Linked DNA regions of Homo sapiens: region 1 is linked to region 2. Evidence: chromatin contacts called from ENCODE Hi-C or POLR2A ChIA-PET data. All regions are on one chromosome and are shown on one strand. Each heading gives the region's core, a stretch centred on a gene start or an enhancer-like site at or near the end of the contact. The rest is flanking DNA. Distances are from core to core; before and after follow the strand shown.

Region 1 (4,241 bases), core at 566-3,065, 220 kb after region 2:
GCCGAGGCGGGCAGATCACAAGGTCAGGAGATCGAGACCATCCTTGCTAACACAGTGAAACTCCGTCTCTACTAAAAATACAAAAAATTAGCCAGGTTTGGTGGCGGGTGCCTGTAGTCCCAGCTACTCGGGAAGCTGAGGCAGGAGAATGGCGGGAACCCAGGAGGTGGAGCCTGCAGTGAGCCGAGATCACACCACTGCACTCCAGTCTGGGCGACAGGGCGAGAGTCCATCTCAAAAAAAAAAAAAAAAAAAACACGAGAGAAACACAAATCTCAAACACTTTAATTTTTTTTTTTTAAATCACTATGGACTGGAATTAAAAAAAAAACTTCTCCAAATATGGATATATTTTCCCATAAGTAGTCATGATAGACTGAATGATTATTTTTTAAATAGTTACATTTTTAGGGGTTTACACGTGAAATTATGAAGATATGGAATTTAGTAATAATTCTTTTTAAAAACATGTATTACTTATTTATAAACTATATGTGTATTCTGGTGAAAGATTGTCCTCTAGGAAAAATAAGTCTTAGAATTATTTCTCTCCAGTAGGAATTTATTATTGTCCTATCTTCAGCCAGACAGCTCTGTGGTAATTTCATTTGGTGATCTCTTTAATAAATATTTTTTGGAGTGCCTATTTTGTGTGATGCCAAATGAAGTAAACAGTGTTTTATGTAATATGTTCCAATATATATTTTTTAGAATGAACCATTTACCAAGTATACATAAGTCAGACATTGACTGCATATCCCACTGAACATTTCCATTAATATAAGTGGAAAAAGGAAAGCCGCTTTGCAAAAAAAGGAGGCTTTTTTGCTTCAGCAATATGCAAATTAATTTGAAGCATGCCAGTAGTTTTAATATAGGTTGATTCAGAATTACCATTGTGAATAACATTCACTTCTATTACTGCTTTTGTTAAAACTAAGCGCCAAAAAAGGAAGCCTCTTTGCTTCAGCAATATGCAAATTAATTTGGAGCATGCAAATAGTTGCAGCATGCAAGTAGTTTAGAATTAGACTTTCATTAAAACTAAGTGCCACACAGAGAAGAGGTGTAAAACAGAGTAGTAATCTGTTGCGTGCACTTGAAGGGTTCTTGAAAGACGTGCATAAACCGTTACCGTTGTAGCACAAGTTGAGCAGCAAAAGCCAAAGTCGCACATCTGTGTCTTGTCGCCACCTCTCCACTTATCCACTCATGCTGGCTTTTCTCCCAGCAGCTCTTTGCCCTCCTCCTTTTAACACTGTGGGCTGAGGTGAGGATGTTCTAGTCAAGAGTCTTTACGAGCCTTATATCGCCAGGCTTTCAGAAAATGTGAAGCATGGTAGTGTGAATTTAGAAAAAATAAAAGTGTGTATAAAAGCTCTTCTGTTTTCTTTTCTTTTTTTTTTGTTAAGAAACAATAGTGTTTATTTATCATGTTTTGCTTAGAATTCCTTTGGTATTCTGTTCTCTTGATTTTAACAAGAAGCTAAACTCAATAACATCTTTTAAAAACAAAACAATTTTCGGTTGAGGGTGGGTGAGGAAGTTATATGAAGATTGAGTGGGAACCTCAACCCAAGGACATAATAGACAAGAAACAGTTTTTTTCCTCCCCTTTCTTCAGAAGTAGTCTTCCGCATGGTTTAATGTGCTAACATAACCCCGGTTCCAATATTTCAAAAGATACAGAACTTCCCAGCATGATGATAAAGTTTTCCTGTGTTCCAATAATAAAACCTCAACGTACCAGTGATTTCCAGTTCCTTTGTGGCTCAGCAACTTGTGAAGACCAACTAAGTCCTAAGTACCCAGCCTGCAGTATCAGTGTGGGAGTCGGAAACAGATGTTCACGGGACAATGCCATTTGTTGTCACTGTCGATACTATGTGGCAACTTTCCCAAATGAAATTGTTTGTGGATGGAAAAGAATGTAAGCAGTGATTCATGCCCAGGAATTTTTTTTTTTTTTTGTCTGCAGGCTAACCGTATCTTATTTGTTTTAAATCGCAGAGCATTAGTGGATTAAAAATTTTAGGTTAACTTACTATTATAGTATCTTTTTCATTTTTTGTCCTGTACTTCTAAAAGGAGTGACTAATTTAGGTAGCTTACTGAGAATAGTAAATACCTTACTTGATTTGAGAATTCAAAAGCAGCTGACATCTTTTCAGATTTAGTGTTTTAACTATTGAGTAGGTACAGAGTTGCCATTTAAATGAACAGCATGACTTGCTTAGCATTTTTGTTAATAATTTGGAGGTTTGGAGAATTCAAAATAAACATTAAGTAGAAACATATTTTTTGGTAATAGGTGGCATTGCATGATCTTGGTTTGAGATTTTCATAAATATTACAAAGGAACTTCCACTAACTCACTCACTGTTAGAGATAATAGATTAATTTGTATAAATTAAATATTAATTATAGAGAAGTTTAAAATGTACTTAAAATGAATTTGATACAACAAAGCTACTTAAAAGTTAGGTAGACCATGTCATGTGACATGTATACAAACTATCCTTTTTCAAGAAAAAACCTAACAAGCGTTTAAGGCATAATATCTACTACTTTAGTGCCGTTTTTATAAAACATAAATTTTAATCTACAAATGAAAGTCTTTTAAACATTTATTCATACCAACAGATGCCTAAGGCCAGAATTATAAAATGTTTTATGTTGTTTTAAAAACATATGTATTTCTCATAATTAGGTTTCGGCATCACAGAAAAATTATTTTAAGGGTCATACAACAAAATCTGACTTTTAAACAACAGCCAAAGGAAAGATTGGTATCACATGTAGAGGAAGAGGTCCTTAATTAAGAAGCAAATTCCGGAGTTTCAGTAACTCATTTTCACTAGCTAATGTTTAATAAATTGTATTAGGTTAGTGCAAAATTAATTGCGGTTTTTGCCATTAAAACCACAATTAGGTTGGGCTGGGTGGCTCAAGCCTGTAATCCCAGCACATTGGGAGGCCAAGGCAGGTGGATCACCTAAGGTCAGGAGTTCAAGACCAGCCTGGCCAACATAGTGAAACCTCGTCTCTGCTAAAAATACAAAAATTAGCCAGGCATGGTGGTGGGTGCCTGTAATCCCAGCTACTCGGGAGGCTGAGGCAGGAGAATCGCTTGAACCTGGGAGGCGGAGGTTGCAGTGAGCCAAGATAGTGCTACTGCACTCCAGCCTGGGTGACAGAGCAAGACTTGGTCTCAAACAGAAACAAAAACAAACAAACTGGCAATTAATTTTGCATCAACTTAGTAGTTGTGTGGTTCCGTCTTCCTCGGACTTCTTTTTCTCATTTGCAAGATGGTACGTCAGTCTGGATGACCTTTAGGGCTCTCGCAGTTTTTGATTCTAGTTTAGGGCTTTGACTTCTGTTCTCTAGCAGTCACTGTTAACATTATTTGAGTATCTGATGATAGCTTGTACTAATTTTCCCAGAAAAATGCATAAAACAGAAATTTTGCATGCAATCCCAGGGCTTCATGGACTCATTGAAGCCTAGTGATAGTCCCAGGTAAAGAAGCTAGTTAAAGAAAGTTAGTATCCTCACGTTTCTGTGAAGATTCAAGCAAGCATTTCAAATTGCTCCAAACGTGGGCATCAGAACTTTCTGATTATTAAACAAAGTTGATTGTTTTTATTTTCTAACATATCTACGTTAGAAATTTGGCATTGATACCAGCACACTTGGAGAAGGCAAAAACACATGAGTTGGTCCACTAAAGACTTCAATAGCACTTGGAAAGAGATACTCGTGTGTGTTATGTATGGCATGTCAAGGGAAGTTACCTACATCCCAGCTACCTTGCTTTAGAACAGGAAAGGAATGAACTAAGGTGCACTTGCCTGTCTCAACCAGTGAATCAAGACTGATTGTTTGTAGTTATTTTAATTTATGAAAAATTCAAAATTTAATGCTACAGAAAAGACAATGGGCCTAGGGAGGACTATGTTAAAGTCTTGTTCATTTTCTAGACCCAACAGAGAATACTTGAATGCACAGAACAACTGAGGAAAATCATACTTTAAGTAACAAATACAAACTAGAAATTAATTCTTTCATAATTAAGACTATTTCAACTATTAATTTTCTTCCAATATACCCCTCTACTTTTTTTAGCCATTTATGGGTCATTCTACATTTTCTTAAGTTCTAATATGATCTGGAGAATGTCTTGGACTTCTTTAAAGTAACTTCATGCATGTGCTCTCATTAGATCCTTTATTTACTAC
Region 2 (4,320 bases), core at 1,762-4,261:
AAAGGTTCAGATGAGTTCAGGGGAAAGGCTTGATTTTCAAGTTTCACATGGTTCTGGAAGAGGTGAGCATGAAGAGGCTACCCATGAAGGTACTGGTTGTGTTGTATGTCAGCATAAGAGGAGATATTAGAAAGAAGTAAGTAGACACCTGATACAAAGCATGCCTTGCTCAAAATTTTGCACTATATCATAATAAAATTTGCAACTATTTTTAAAAATCAAAAGAAGTTACCCTTTGGACAAATAACCAAAGTTACTTATGTATGGAATAAATATGCAGTTATTAGCCATCAGAATTTAAAGTATTTAATGACATGAGAACCCATTCATGATAAGTACGGAAAACTGCTAGAAAACCAATCATAATCCAAAGGAGGGAAAATGAGAGGGAAAAAAATATACCACAATGTTAATGGTGGTTGTTTCCCACAATATATGGGGTGTATTTCCCACCCTATTGCTTTTTTTAAAAAATTCTATGATGAATATGATTTACTCTAGTATTAATAACAAAATGTATTTAAATGGAAAACAAAATTCTCCCTGACATTAATTTTATGCAGGCTTCCATGGATTTTAGAGATAAACCATTATACCCAGTCACCACTGCTGTGTTGAAAGGTCAACATTGTTTAGGTTGCTTTACCCCAAGTCAATGCATTCCTGCTCCTGACTGCTCCCCTCACACGCCCTGGATGCTGCCTTTGACTCAAGGGAGATATGTGACTTGTCCTCTGTGGCCTCACTATCTAGCTTAGAATACACACTATGTTCAAGATGGAAAGGAATTTTGAAGACTCATGGTTTAAAGTGATATGACGAAATATTCTACAGGAAACGAAGGGTGGACAGAATGTTTCTGAGCCCACAAAACAGAGGAAGTTCAAAAAATGAGTTTCTTTTTTGTTCGAATCTATTATTTATTTTTCCTGGGTATGATATAAATCAGAGGACAGGAGACTCTCTAAAACACAAGATAAAAAAGATCTGGAGATCTGATGAAATTTACAATACTACAACTCTTTAAACATATTTTTAAATATAGGTATTTGAGATAGGGTCTCACACTTATCACCCAAGCTGGAATGCAGTAGCACAAATATGGCTGATTGCAGCCTCAACCTCTCAGCCTCAGGTGATCCTCCCACCTCAGCCTCCTGAGTAGTGAAGTACAGGCATGCACCACCACGCCTGGCTAATTTTTGTACTTCTTTTGGAGACAAGATCTCACTATGTTGCCCAGGCTGGTCTCAAGCAATCCACCCACCTTGGCCTCCCAAAATGCTAGGATTACAGGCATGAGCTACTGTACCCAGCAAAATATTTTCAATATCTAGTAGAAAAAAGTTATTTTATCTAACTTAAAATCACAGATAAAATAAATATGAAATGTAAAGGGGTATTTAATACACATGTTGAAGGAATGACCTAAAATTGTTTTGAGTGGTTTTTATAATTTTTAATATCTATTTCTCCATATATATAACACACACATACATGTATACATACACATATACACACAAACACATATATACATACACATATCTATAAATTTAACACATCCACATTACCAATCTTTCATCTCCTTTTATTTTTTATGTGACCAAATAAAGAACACCAGCACCTGCCTAAAAAATGACTTCAGAATCCCCCTGTAAACACAGACAGACAGGACCATCTAAGCCAAAGGCACACACATAGTTCCACCCCAAAGCCTGGCTGCCATTGGGTCCAATCTGACATTGCTGCCTGACTTCGTTTTGGCTTAGACACAGAATATAGTCAGAGTATTCAAAGGGTACTATGGTGTTGTGGCGTTGTGTACTGATAAGGTCCTGTCAGTATCAAGAGACTACAGTAACCTCAAACGAGTAGTGCCACTAAACTCGGATCCTCAACATTACTTAGCTTCTCTTCTGCTCTTGCAACAATTCCCAGTGCTGAGTTTCCAAAGAAACAGTGTGGTAGGGAAGCTGGCCACAAGGACCACCTGTTCTGATCATCATTAGAGTATGCTGTAGGGACCTTTCTCAGGTAAGAGGCCAACACAAGTTTAGCAAAATCAGGTGTGAAAACACTAACCATGGAAGTAAAATCCGTCCACCCCAGCCATGAAAGAAAATTTACAACTCCACAGAGAACACTTGACTGAGAAACCAAAACGTCTGAGGAAAGAAAACAAATGTGCCTACCTCTAAAGAACATTTCGCACAAATTTAAGGCAATTAAAACTTTTTGTTGAGTTTATAATAACTGTACAGCATCAAAATTCTACTGAGTGATTTATACTTCATCTCAAATCATGCAATGTTCCAGCACCTTCATTTTTTAAATCAAGAAATAAAACACCAATGTGAATTACATAGATTCTTTGGATTTTCAAATACATGCATTCTTTTCCACTTGACATTAGATTTTTCTTCAGAAATTGGAATTTGATCACTGAAGAGCAAGGAGTGATGAACATATTTTCTGCAACCACTCTAACCTCAATGTTACCATCTCCCCCATTCCACATTCACTGGTTTCTTAGTTGGGGCAACCTTAATCTAATTATTTGAGATTTGTGACCACTAGGGATAAGAAAAATGACATGAATTAAAGGGGCATGAAATGAGTTTTGGAAGAATCCATAAATGAGTCTAATGTCCTAAGGATTAAACAAGCGAGAGAGAAAAAAACTGCAACATGACATACGGTCTTTTAAAAGATGTATTTTTGTTTCTGTTTAAGGACTTTTTAATCTTTAAATTCCAAGCTTCTATCTACAAAATTCAGGACATTTACATGTCCTCTGCTTGCCTCTTATTTTGCAAGAATTTACCCTCTTTTTGCAAGATTATTACCCTCTTTCTTAAACCCCAAAATGAGAAAAGTTACTTTTATGTTTAATTTTTTGTACATTCTAGTATCTGTTGAGAAACAAAGCCATGACAAAAAGGAAAAACAGGAACCCCACATCTGACAACAATAAAAAAAATTTTAGTTTCAAATATCACTCAATTGGCTGACACATTTCTTTTTCCTATGGGCCAACAGCTGCATGACTCACTGATGTATGTTTTGCCTGCCTTAGCTCTGAGTGGGTTGATGTAAATAGGAAGTGATGAGGAAAATCAAATTGGAGCAAACACATTTTTTCAAGACTGTAACAGGAAGAGATAGGAAGCCCAGGAAGATACTTGATAGGTATTCAACTCTGTAGAAAGGAGGAAGTAGCATGTTGAAGCACTCGGCTAGTTATTTTGAGTTGAACGGAAATGGGATATAACAGAGAAAGGACGCAGATAGGATGCATTTTGTTGCATAGCAACACAGAGGCTAGAAGCTACTGTACATAACTGAGACCATCTGTCTGTATGAAAGACTGAGGAGAAATGGTTTAAAACAAAGAAGAGTGAGGTTAATACATTTGCAAAGAATAGATGAGGTTTCATATTCCATCTAAAAGGCAAATTTTGTGGTTATATAATAATACCTTAATATTTAAATGTGATTTCAAGGAGTTGTTTTTGTTTTGTTTTGTTTTTGTTTTTTATTAAGATGGAGTCTCATTCTGTCATCCAGGCTGGAATGCACTGATGCGATCTCGGCTCACTGCAACCTCTGCCTCCCAGGTTCAAGTGATGCTCCTGCCTCAGCTTCCTGAGTAGCTGGGATTACAGGCACCTGCCACCATGCCTGGCTAATTTTTTTTTTTTTTTTTTTTTTTTTAGTAGAGATAGGGTTTCATCATGTTAGCCAGGCTGGTCTCGAACTCCTGATCTCAGGTGACCCGCCCTCCTCGGCCTCCCAAAATGCTGGGATTACAGGCATGAGCCACCGCACCTGGCCAAGGAGTTGGTTTTAATACATGAAACATGATGCCTTGTGCTTCCATCTTGCCTTTGTACTACACTCCCTGCTTTGGTTCAGCCACTTGCCTGGAAATTTCCAGAAAGGTTAGCAGGTGGTTAGGTTGGTGAGGTGGGTAGTGTTTGTGAACTTTGAAAGACCCAATTCAGCCCTAAAAGTCAATGCCCAATAAAAATTGGTTATCTCAAAGACAAACCAATGGGGTGGGGGTGAGAGGTGGGGAGAGAAGCCCACCAAAGATAACGCCCACTTCTGTCCTGTGAGTTCCCCAAAAGACTTCCTGGGGAGTCACTTCTATCACAGACCCCTGACCGAATGGAAAGACAGGGAGCCACACACAAGAGTATTTCCGGCCGGGCACGATGGCTCACGCCTGTGATCCCAGCACTTTGGGAGGCCAAGGCAGGCAGATCACCTGAGGTCAGGAGTTTGAGACCAGCCTGGCCAACATGATAAAACCCTGAC

Evidence for each region. Hi-C counts contacts between places; a loop is a spot of excess contacts on that map. ChIA-PET counts read pairs that join two places held with the same protein, here RNA polymerase II (POLR2A). Pooled maps may share reads with other maps.
Region 1: a map of endothelial cell of umbilical vein shows a loop between it and region 2 (11-fold over the local background). The contact joins two enhancer-like sites. A Hi-C loop is called at or near these places in 2 of 168 maps with a recorded cell type or tissue (PC-3 and endothelial cell of umbilical vein) and 2 of 50 pooled maps. POLR2A ChIA-PET finds 5 or more read pairs at or near these places in 1 of 52 experiments (WTC11).

What each region holds. Positions count from the first base shown.
Region 1 is chr1:200,074,501-200,078,741 of GRCh38, forward strand. The region is part of intron 5 of NR5A2 (nuclear receptor subfamily 5 group A member 2); the gene reads left to right. Among named protein-coding and RNA genes, the nearest start is that of NR5A2, 49 kb to the left of the region's middle. Within about 2 kb of position 1,816, at least 8 of the 41 ENCODE cell types and tissues checked have a DNase peak (open chromatin) inside an H3K27ac peak, as active enhancers do; they include endothelial cell of umbilical vein, where a contact is called at or near this core.
Region 2 is chr1:199,856,565-199,860,884 of GRCh38, forward strand. No RefSeq gene overlaps it. Among named protein-coding and RNA genes, the nearest start is that of NR5A2, 170 kb to the right of the region's middle. RefSeq lists a silencer at 457-751. Within about 2 kb of position 3,012, at least 3 of the 41 ENCODE cell types and tissues checked have a DNase peak (open chromatin) inside an H3K27ac peak, as active enhancers do; they include endothelial cell of umbilical vein, where a contact is called at or near this core.